3 separate regions of the Homo sapiens genome follow, and regions 1 and 3 are each linked to region 2. Evidence: chromatin contacts called from ENCODE Hi-C or POLR2A ChIA-PET data. All regions are on one chromosome and are shown on one strand. Each heading gives the region's core, a stretch centred on a gene start or an enhancer-like site at or near the end of the contact. The rest is flanking DNA. Distances are from core to core; before and after follow the strand shown.

Region 1 (3,317 bases), core at 489-2,988, 410 kb after region 2:
CAGCCCTCCCTCACGTGGTAGGCTCCTCGCTAAACACCACTGCAATCACTACAATAAAAAGAAAAAAAGGAGTAGGAGAAACACAAAGCATACTTAAATAGGCGCTTTTTCTCTCTGCAAAAATAAAGTCCAAGATTTTAGATTTCTTTTTTTTTTATTTTACAATTTATAAAACATCAGCCGCCTGCCCCCGCTCGCCCCCAGCTCAGCCCCGAGTGGCCCGGCGCCCGCTCGTTCCCTCCTCTCGCCCCTTTGCCGAGTCTTTGTCTGGCCCCAGCCCCGCGGGGCCCCGGGTCCCTGTGCCCTCGGGGGTCCCTAGAAGGCGACAATGGCTCGAGTCCAGGCGCCGAGGCTGGCGAGCGCCTGCTTGGCGCACAGCTGCCCGTTGAGCGGCGGCGGCTGCTCCGAGGAGTCCGGCTGTCGGCTCACCAGCCCCGAGAAGCCGGAGCCAAAGATGGAGATCAAGTTTGAGATGTTGGACGCGTCCGGGGACGAGTCCGGGCAGAAGTCCTCGAAGCGGGCGCGCTTGCAGGGGGCGAACGGGGCGCCCCCGGGGGGCTCGGCCCCCAGCCCGCCCGCATCCTCCTCGTCGTCTTCCTCCTCCTCCTGGCCAGGGTAATACTTGCGCTTGCAGCCGGCGGCGGACGCCAGGCCCGGTCCCGGAGCGCCCTGGCCACAGCAGGGGCAGTGGGCGGAGGCGCAGCAGTCCTGGTGCAAGTAGCCGTTCTCCACCGTGGTCACCACGTGAGTGTCTAGGTCCAGCACGGTGGTCTGGCTGCTGCAGTGCAAGCCGAAGTCCGAAGGGGTAGGGTATGCGCCCCGGTAGAAGCCGGGGGAGGAGGCGGGGGCCGGGGAGGCGGGCGGAGAAGCGGCGGCGGCCGGAGGGGCGGCCCCTGGGGGCGCGGAGCAGGCGGCCGGGGCGCGAGGGTCCCGCGGGCAGAGCGCAGCGGGCGCGGGCGGCGGCAGCGGCAGCGGCAGCGGCGCAGGACCCGGCTGCAGAGGCTCCAAGGGCTGCCCGCGGTGGGGCGCGCCGTGCGGCGGCTGGAGCGCGGCGCACCCGGGCAGCTCCGAGAGCGCCCCCGCGCCGCCCGCGGGCGCTCCGGCCGCCGCCGCCGCCGCGCAGCCCCTGGGCGCCGGGTGCTGGTGCTGGTGCAGCTGCTGCTGGAGGTGCAGCTGGTGGAGCTGGTGGAGCTGGTGCAGCTGGTGCCGGGCGGCCGGCTCGCGCGCCTCCGCGTCCCCGCCGCCGCCAAGTTGGAGCGGGCCGAAGTCGGCCGCGCTGGCCGGCATGCCCGGCGCCGCGTACGCTAGGTGCTGGTGCTGGTGGTGGGGCGGCTGCTGCTGTTGCTGCTGCTGCTGGCGCCGGTAGAGCTCGGCGTAGCGCTCGCTCAGGTAGAGCTGGCGCGCGTTGCGGAGCACGTAGGACACCAGGAGGTTCTTGTGCAGCTTGATGCCGCCGCGCTGGGTTCGGGAGCTGTGGATCTTGCGCAGGGAGATGCTGATCAGGCTCTGGGCGTCCAGGGCGCACTCCATGCTCCCGCGGAGACGGCGGCGGAGCAGCCGCCGCCGCTGCTGCTGTTAACGCTTCTGCTGTTTCTGCCTCCAGCCGGCCGCCGGGGCGCGCCGGGCAGGGGTAACGGAGTCCGGGTCAGAGGTTCGGCTGCGCTCCGAAAGGAGCCGCCACCATGCGCCGCGCGCCACCCGCGGGCTCGCGCTCCCCAGACGGCGCCAAAGCAATGAGTCTCGGCCGGCCCCGGCCCCAGCTATTTAGCCGGGTGCCCGGGCCCCGCCCCACATGAGAAGAGCCAATAGGAGCTCTGAGAGTCTCCTGAGTGACAGGCGCAGCCCGCCCCGGGGCTACTCGGCTGGCCAATCAGACCAAGGCGGTTCCTTTGTGCTATTCAAATACCGAACGGACCCCGGGCCTCCAACGCCGCTGCTGCCTCGAATGTTCTCCTGGGGCTGCCGCGCCGCGCGGGACTCGGAGCCGCCGGGGCCGCAGTCTGCAGCATAGGTCGCCTGGCAGCGGCCACGTTGAAGCCCGCGGCTGCCCTCGCCTTAGGTCCCGGGAGCCGGGGGTCGGCTCACCTGAGTGCTGCGGCGACGGCTCCTCCCCTTTCCGCACGGCTGGGCCTCACCTGCGGCAGGTGCGCGCCGCTCATCGCTCCCCCAGCGGCGCGGCGCCTCCACCTGCGCACCTGTCGCCCCCCCGAGTGACCCGCGGGAGTCAAGGCCTCTCTACAGGAGGCTGGTGGAGCCGCCGGCTTGACACTGGGGAACATCAAAGGAGCGAGGTTTTGGGGGTACCCTCTACCGCAGAGAATGTAGGGCCTGACTCCTTGACTTTTTGGTCGAGGGGCCTCTGGGAATGCTTGCGGAAGGGAAGTCCTCCCCATTTGTCTGACAGGAAAAACCAAAACATCGTGAATTTTGACCTTCTCTGATGGAGAGAGTTCCGAGGCCAGGCATGACCCAGGGAGTGTGTGGACCTCGCGACCAGCTGAGGCTCAAAAGCGTCCTGGGAGCCGAAACGCTGAGTGCCCTAATCACCAGCTCTGTAACCTTTCCTTTCGTGCCTAACTAATAATAATGACAATAGGGACTATTATTATGGGCCTAATATGGGGCAGGCCCTTCCCAGCAACTCCCCAATGCCTCACTCTAACGTTTGTAGAGGAGGGGCCTGAGGCTCGGAGGAGTGGAGTGACTTGGGGAACCACACAGTTCCCAGGGGGCGGAGCTAGGAGCTGGGACAGGACCCTGCGCTCGAGACGGGAGGTGAATACCAAAGGCCCGGGGACTCACCGACTTAACTTCTGTTGACACAGCTTTCCTTCTTATCCTGAACCCTTCAGGTCCCAGCTGGGGACTGAGACAGTGGGAGAAGAGAGGGACAGGATTGCTGATTCCTGGGGGCGCTCTATCTGGACCAAGAGGCCTGAAGGGGGCTGGTTGCTGCTCCCAGGGGTTTCAAAGGTGCCTGGGGTGGGGGCTGCCCAGACAGCTCTGGAGGCTCTTGGAAATGGTCTGGAGGTTTGCCTGAGGAGGGTCCATGAGTGGATCCCTGAAGGATGAACGAGGTCTGCAGAGTCTCCCAGAGATAGGTGGACCTTGTGGGGCTGGACTCAGGGGGGAGGCCCATGACCAGACGTCCTGCTGCTTCACCGCCTCCTCAGGGGATCTTCTGAGTCTCTGCTTTTTGGGGCTTCCTTCTGAGTTCTCAGCACCTACTTCATCCCTTGGTGGGAGTGGAGAGACCCAGTAGCCCACCCTGTGGTCTCTGGGTCTTTCTTTAGTCTTAAGAATTTCCAAGATTTCTG
Region 2 (3,054 bases), core at 482-2,981:
TCACTGCAACCTCCACCTCTCAGGTTCAAATAATTCTCCTGCCTCAGCCTCCTGAGTAACTTGGATTACAGACATGAGCCACCACGGCCAGCTAATTTTTTTTTTGGTACTTTTAGTAGAGATGGGGTTTCACCATGTCGGCCAGGCTGGTCTTGAACTCCTGACCTCAGGTGATCCGGCTGCCTCAGCCTCCCAAAGTGCTGGGATTACAAGCGTGAGCCCTTATGCTGTTTCTTCAAATCACCAGGCATATGACCACAGGACCTTTGCATTTGCTGCGGAATGCTCTGCCACAAGAGAACTACCTGGCTTGCTCCCTCACTTATCTCTGCTCAAAGGTCACCTTACTAGAGACCTTCCCTGAACACCCTCTATAAAATGACAACTCCCAACTCCTTCCCCATGGTCCTTCCTTCTCTATTTTTCTCCAAACCACTTATTACCTCCTTACATATCATGTTTATTATTTGCTGAATGAACAAATGAACCAAAGTAGCGAGGCCCTTCACCCCTGGCCACCACTTTCTGCTCTAAGTATAGCCTCCCGTGACCCTTTTCAAGGCTATGCTTTTATGCTCATCCTAACCAGTTTGAAGTCTGAAGAGAAACATTCTGTGAAAGATCATATATGGAAGGATTTTCCCAAGACATCAGACATTCCATTCCCCTCCCCCTTAAAAATCAAATGCACTAGCTGAGCGCGGTGGCTCATGCCTGTATTTCCAGCACTTTTGGAGGCTGGAGCGGGCGGATCACTTGAGCCCAGGAGTTCGAGACCAGCTTGGGTAACATAGTGAGACCCCATCTCTATTTAAAGAAAAACAAAACAAAACAAAACGAATGGACTGACAAACACAGGCAAAGACTGGAAATCTTGGGCTCTTTCGGTCAAAGAGCAGCCAAGACAAGTTCCACCCAGAGAGCTATAGTGGCCAGCACAGTCAGTTTCACTATCAACTCACCTGTCGGGCTCCCTTGGCCCTCCGGTTGCAACCTCACCCTGTTGGATTTCCCTATACTTTGTGTCATCCCTTTTGGGAGCTGATCCAGAATCCAAGTCGTCCTTGAGCTTCTAAGCACTTCTCTGGGGGAACTTAAGCTCATCCAACAGGTAGGAGGGGCAGAGGGTGGCCCTTTCAGCCCTACACCGATCCCCCATCTTGTAGGGGCAAACGACAGAGCGTCATTTTCTTTCTGGAGGAAGGGAGCTCAGTTTTAAAGACACGATTCTCAGACCTGGCGGCAGGGATAGAGAAAGGAACCCTCCCACCACTGGCGGAGATGGACCTCAGAGAGTGGTTGCAGCGGCGATGCTTAGGCCCCGTAGGCAGGAGGCGAAGGAGGAGGACGCAGGTACGTCCCTTGGCCCGGGGTCCGGGACCTACCCTGGACGGGGCTGCCCTCAGCGTCGGGAAGCGGACGTGATGCTTCGCAGGCGAGGAGGAGCAGAGAATGCAGCCCGGGAGAATCCGGGGCCAGAGCACCTCAGGAGGTTGGGGATCTCGTCAGGCTAGAGCCGGGGTCCAGGGGAGACGGGGGTCGGCGGGGCGGAGCTTGGGATCCCGGGGACGGGAGCTCCGGGAGGGAGGGGGTCGCGACGGGGACCCCGTGGCGGTTACCTTGCCCTTAGGGCTGCCGGCGGGGCTGAGGCTCCTGGGCCCGGCCCCTCCCCCGATCCGGCTCCTACGGCTCGGAGCCTGCAGCCGCCGCCGCCTCCGCTGTCAACAAACCCGGGGCGCGTCACTTCCGGGGCCGCCCCTTAGCAACAGCGATCGGGTTCCCCCGACCCGTCCCGCGGCTAACGCGGGCGGCGGCGGCAGAAGGTTCCGGGGACCGGCGGGCGGCTCCTTTCCCCGGGCCCGGCACGTTACGCCGGTGGAGGAAGCCGCGGGATGCCCCCCCCAGGCCACCCGAGAGAACGCGTCATTCAGGGCTCTCCCTGGCCTCCGAGGGGCCTGTTCGTGGGACCCTAGGATCGGTGCCCGCCCTGGCGCTGCGGTTCACCTGAGCCCAACACTGCTGAATAGCAGGACTGACTCTGGGCGCCAGCCCCCTCCATCCAGCGCCCTGTTGAACATGTCTTGCGTTCTCCACGGGTGGCTCACACTCGCGTGTCAACCCGCAGTCATCACCGTCCCCCAAAAGGTGCTCCTAACCTCCATCTAGGGCATGCGCCACCAGGCAACCGAGCTTCCAAATGGGAAATTGGGCGGCGACCTCGGCCCCTACATTTTCCTGGGCCCCTCGTCCAGTCTCCAAGTCCTAAGGATCCTGTCAAACCAGTTCCTTCTGGCCGAGCGCAGTGGCTCACGCCTGTAATCCCAGCACTTTGGGAGGCCGAGGCACGCGGATCACCTGAGGTCAAGAGTTCGAGACCAGCCTGGCCAACATGGTGAAACGCCGTCTTTACTAAAAATACAAAAATTAGCCGAGCGTGGTGGTGCGCGCCTCTAATCCCAGCTACTCAGGAGACTGAAGCAGGAGAATCGTTTGAACCCAGGAGGCAGAGCTTGCAGTAAGCTGAGATCGCACCACTGCACTCCAGCCTGGGCGACAGAGGAAGACTCCATCTCAAAACACCATCATTTCTTCTCTGGATTTCTCTTTTTTTTTTTTTTTTTTGAGAGACGGAGTTTCTCTCTCTTGTTGCCCAGGCTGGCGGGCAATGGCCCTCAGCTCACTGCAGACTCCCCGGGTTCAAGCAATTCTCCTGCCTCAGCCTCCAAGTAGCTGGGATTACAGGCGCCTACTATCACGTCTGGCTAATTTTTGTATTTTTAGTAGAGATGGGGTTTCGCCATGTTGGGCAGGCTGGTCTCAAACTCTTGACCTCAGGTGATGCGCCCACCTCAGCCTCCCAAAGTGCTGGGATTACAGGCGTGAGCTACCACACCCTAGCTAGATGCTCCTTTCTTGAGGAACCCTTTCTTGACAGGTGCCTCAGTTCCATTCCAAGAACTAATTTTGTGGATTTCTTTTTTCTTGCATAGCACCTTTTAATCTTTGACCAGCTACAACTATGTTCGTACAGTCTTGAATCCTTAAAAAAGCTGT
Region 3 (2,990 bases), core at 1-2,500, 300 kb after region 2:
GGAGACGGTGGGTCACTGCCCTGCTCTCAGACCCACACTTGCTCACATCAGCCCGTGTGGTTGCCTGGCTCCGTCCCCTCTGTCCCTAGCACTGGCACCAGGGCTGGGCCCCCACCCCCTAGATCCGCGGCTGCCAGGCCTGGGAGACCAGAGTCTGCCCTGGAGAAGCCTCCAGGGTGCCCCGTTGCTGCCTGGTGCCCCAGTTTAGAACCAACATGGTGTGCGCTTTCTTCCTATTGTGTGGTTTTACTTTTGTGCTGGTATGAATTCGATTCCATTTTAATGCATCCTGTTAAATCAAGTTAAAAGAGGGGAAAGCAAAACCAAAAGGAAAAAAAGGCACAGAGTGAGAGACAACCCAGCACAGGACCCCCAGGAAGGCAAGCAGTAACGCTCCAGCAGCCGGGCTGTGCTGCCTGGGCCCAGGCTTCTGCGAGGTGGTTTACAGGCGGGAACCATTGCTCCCACAACCACCAAAGGAGGTGGGAGTGCTGTGTTGTGCCCCTTTACAGAAGAGGAGACCGAGGCTCAGAGAAGATCCAGCAGTAAGATTAGAGTCAAGATTCAAGTTTAGGTATGTCTGAGTCCAAAATCAGAGGAGGAAGCAGCAGAGCTTAGGCACCTGGCCCCATCTTCCTGCTTGGAGTGGGGTGAGCTGGGTTTAAGGGCTTGGTGCTGGGCTGGCAGAGGGCGAGGGGCTGTGGGCTAGGCCCATTTTGACACCCGGGGGACATCCTATTTTTGATGTAGGCCTTGGCCACTGCTTGCTGGTCGGTCCTGAAAGCCAAGAGGAGGCTGCTGATGGTGAGTGACTGGCAGGCCCGGGGGAGCACGAGCTGGGCTCTGAGGCAGCGTGGTGGGGAGCGGAGCGGGTGCAGGGTGGCTCGCTGGGCCACTTGGCCTTCACCGCTCACAGTCCTGGCCCCCTTGTTCCGCCGTTACCTCTCCCTGTGCCAGGAGCTCCCTGGAGGCTCGTGTAGACCCACTTCCTCTCCTCCCCAGGCCCAGCACAGAGCAGGCCACTGGGGAGGGGAACGGATACCCTAGGGTAGTGGCCACAGGGCTGGCAGCTGGCCTGGTGCAGGCGTCTCGGTGGGGGCAGGATACCCAGGAGCAAGCAGAGCCCTGTCCCTCCTGCCCTTTCCCCGCCCCAGTCAGGCCCCTGTAATCTCCGCTCCCAGGCAGCGACTGGCTGTGCTATCTGGCCTGTGGTTTGTCGTTCCCCTCTGCGGGCCAGGCTCTGTTGCCTAGCTGATACCAGCTGCCGTGGCCACGTGCTCCAGGCACTTCCCGCGGAGCCACTATGGCCCCACCTCTTGCAGTACTCACAGCGGCCCATGGTTACCCTGTCTGCAGAAGTTAAAATGGGCTTCGAAAGCTTGAGTCACTGCCCAGGGTCATCTAGCAGGAAAGTACATGAGCTGGGGCGACCTCTAAAGCCCAGCCCTTTATGCGACACCTGGGCCTGGTGCCCTCATCCTACCTGGGCCCCGCCTGGCCCCTCAGCCTTGTGCCCACCGCAGGTGCCTGATGGCTTCATCTCCCATTTCTACTCCGTATCGGAGCATGTGAGCCCTGTCCTAGCCTTCGGCTTCCTTGGACCCAAGCCTCAGCTTGCTGAAGTCTGTGCTTTCTTCAAGGTAAACAGAGAGCAGTTCTCGTTCTTTCCTGACCCTTGCCCTGAGCACAGGCGCCCTGGGAGGTGCCAGGAATGGGATGAGGGCCTGGGCCTGGGCCTGCTCCCAGAGAGAGGGCAGAGCCAGACCCACATGGGTCCAGAGGAAGCAGTGGGAGGGAGGAGCCTGGGGATGGAAAGGACCGGCTGGGGCTCTGGTGGTGGACAAGGGGACTTCAGGTAACCTGGGGGGCATCATGGTGGGCAGTGGCTGGGCCAGGCCTGACACCAGCCCTGCTCCCCCAGCACCAGATTGTGCAGTACCTGAGGGACATGTTCGACCTGGACAATGTGCGCTACACGTCACTGCCCGCGCTGGCAGACGACATCCTGCAGCTGTCCCGGCGCCGCAGCGAGATATTGCTGGGGTACCTGGGGGTGCCCGCGGCCAGCAGCGCAGGCGTGAATGGGGCGCTGCCCCGAGAGAATGGGCCCCTGGGGGAGCTGCAGTAGAGGCGGCACGGGCTGGGGGGTGGCAGAGAGAAGGCTCCTCCTCCCTTCCCTGGGTTGGTATCTGACAGCTGTGGTGGCTGAGGGCCGTTGCCCCTGACTTTGCCCCACCCCCATCATCTGGGAGTCCCCAAGGCCCAGAGGGGACATTTCCATGGAGAAGAACGGTTCCTGGGGGAAGCAGAGGCCAGGACCAGTGGGGCCTGTGGGAGAGAAAGGCTGTGAGAGAGGGGGTTGTTGTGGAGAATTGGGACAGGCAGAGCCAGGATGCCCCAGGTGGGGGACCCCAAAACCTCCCATCGCTCCAGGGCTGCTGACAAGGGTGCTGGGAGGGTGGAGGTGAAGGATGGGGCCTAGAGCCCTGTGGTGAAGGTCACAGTGTCCTGAGCTAGAAGCCACCTGTGGCTATATGGTCTCAGCATCCAGCTGGCCTGTCCTGATGCCCTCCCCACCTCAACCGCCTTCTCAGAGAGTTTGCAACTCCAGAGAAGGAGAGTGGGGCCACCTTAGTGGGCAGCAGGCCTGGGCCATCCAGAGATGGGGCAGAGGTGGGCCTCCCACTCCTGTGCTCTCTTCTGAGCAGGAACTGGGCCCTTGACAGTGTCCTTTGACATTCCCTCGCCCTACCAAAGATCGTCTTTTCTCCTCCCACCTCTGTCACCACCAAAGACGGGCGGAGGTGGGGCTGGGCCCTCCTGCCCCCGCCCATCCCCCTTCCATGAGCCCAGACCTCCCTGGGTGGTGCTAGGCTCTGAGCTGGGGGCTCAGACCAGGGATCGCTCAGGCCCCTGTCACCTGTGGGCCCGGGGACCACTTGGGGGAGGTCAGAGGATGTATGTGGCCGGACCAGCTTCCCCACCTTCAT

The links. Hi-C counts contacts between places; a loop is a spot of excess contacts on that map. ChIA-PET counts read pairs that join two places held with the same protein, here RNA polymerase II (POLR2A). Pooled maps may share reads with other maps.
Region 1: a pooled map shows a loop between it and region 2 (4-fold over the local background). The contact joins the promoter of IER5L here to the promoter of ZER1 in region 2. A Hi-C loop is called at or near these places in 2 of 50 pooled maps. POLR2A ChIA-PET finds 5 or more read pairs at or near these places in 4 of 52 experiments (Caco-2, H1, HEK293 and 1 more).
Region 3: a loop to region 2 is called in a pooled map, with 3 times the contacts of the local background. The contact joins the enhancer-like site here to the promoter of ZER1 in region 2. A Hi-C loop is called at or near these places in 1 of 50 pooled maps. POLR2A ChIA-PET finds 5 or more read pairs at or near these places in 2 of 52 experiments (activated CD8-positive, alpha-beta memory T cell and activated naive CD4-positive, alpha-beta T cell).

Annotation. Positions count from the first base shown.
Region 1 is chr9:129,176,523-129,179,839 of GRCh38, forward strand. It overlaps IER5L (immediate early response 5 like), which reads right to left and starts at 1,739. Exons shown (of 1, transcript NM_203434.3): 1 at 1-1,739. The coding sequence starts at 1,530. The coding sequence ends at 316. RefSeq lists silencers at 1-43, 994-1,333, 1,564-1,943 and enhancers at 1,668-1,962, 1,700-2,623, 2,624-3,317.
Region 2 is chr9:128,770,196-128,773,249 of GRCh38, forward strand. It overlaps ZER1 (zyg-11 related cell cycle regulator), which reads right to left and starts at 1,732. Exons shown (of 16, transcript NM_006336.4): 1 at 1,386-1,732. It overlaps LOC124902282 (a long non-coding RNA gene), which reads left to right and starts at 1,139. Exons shown (of 2, transcript XR_007061804.1): 1 at 1,139-1,353. RefSeq lists enhancers at 1,319-1,368, 2,097-2,823 and a silencer at 1,559-2,028.
Region 3 is chr9:129,068,326-129,071,315 of GRCh38, forward strand. MIGA2 (mitoguardin 2) reads left to right here. Exons shown (of 16, transcript NM_001329990.2): 13 at 1-7; 14 at 751-804; 15 at 1,524-1,640; 16 at 1,922-2,990. The coding sequence ends at 2,128. Among named protein-coding and RNA genes, the nearest start is that of DOLPP1, 11 kb to the right of the region's middle. RefSeq lists enhancers at 1,432-1,571, 2,519-2,990. Within about 2 kb of position 1,251, at least 18 of the 41 ENCODE cell types and tissues checked have a DNase peak (open chromatin) inside an H3K27ac peak, as active enhancers do.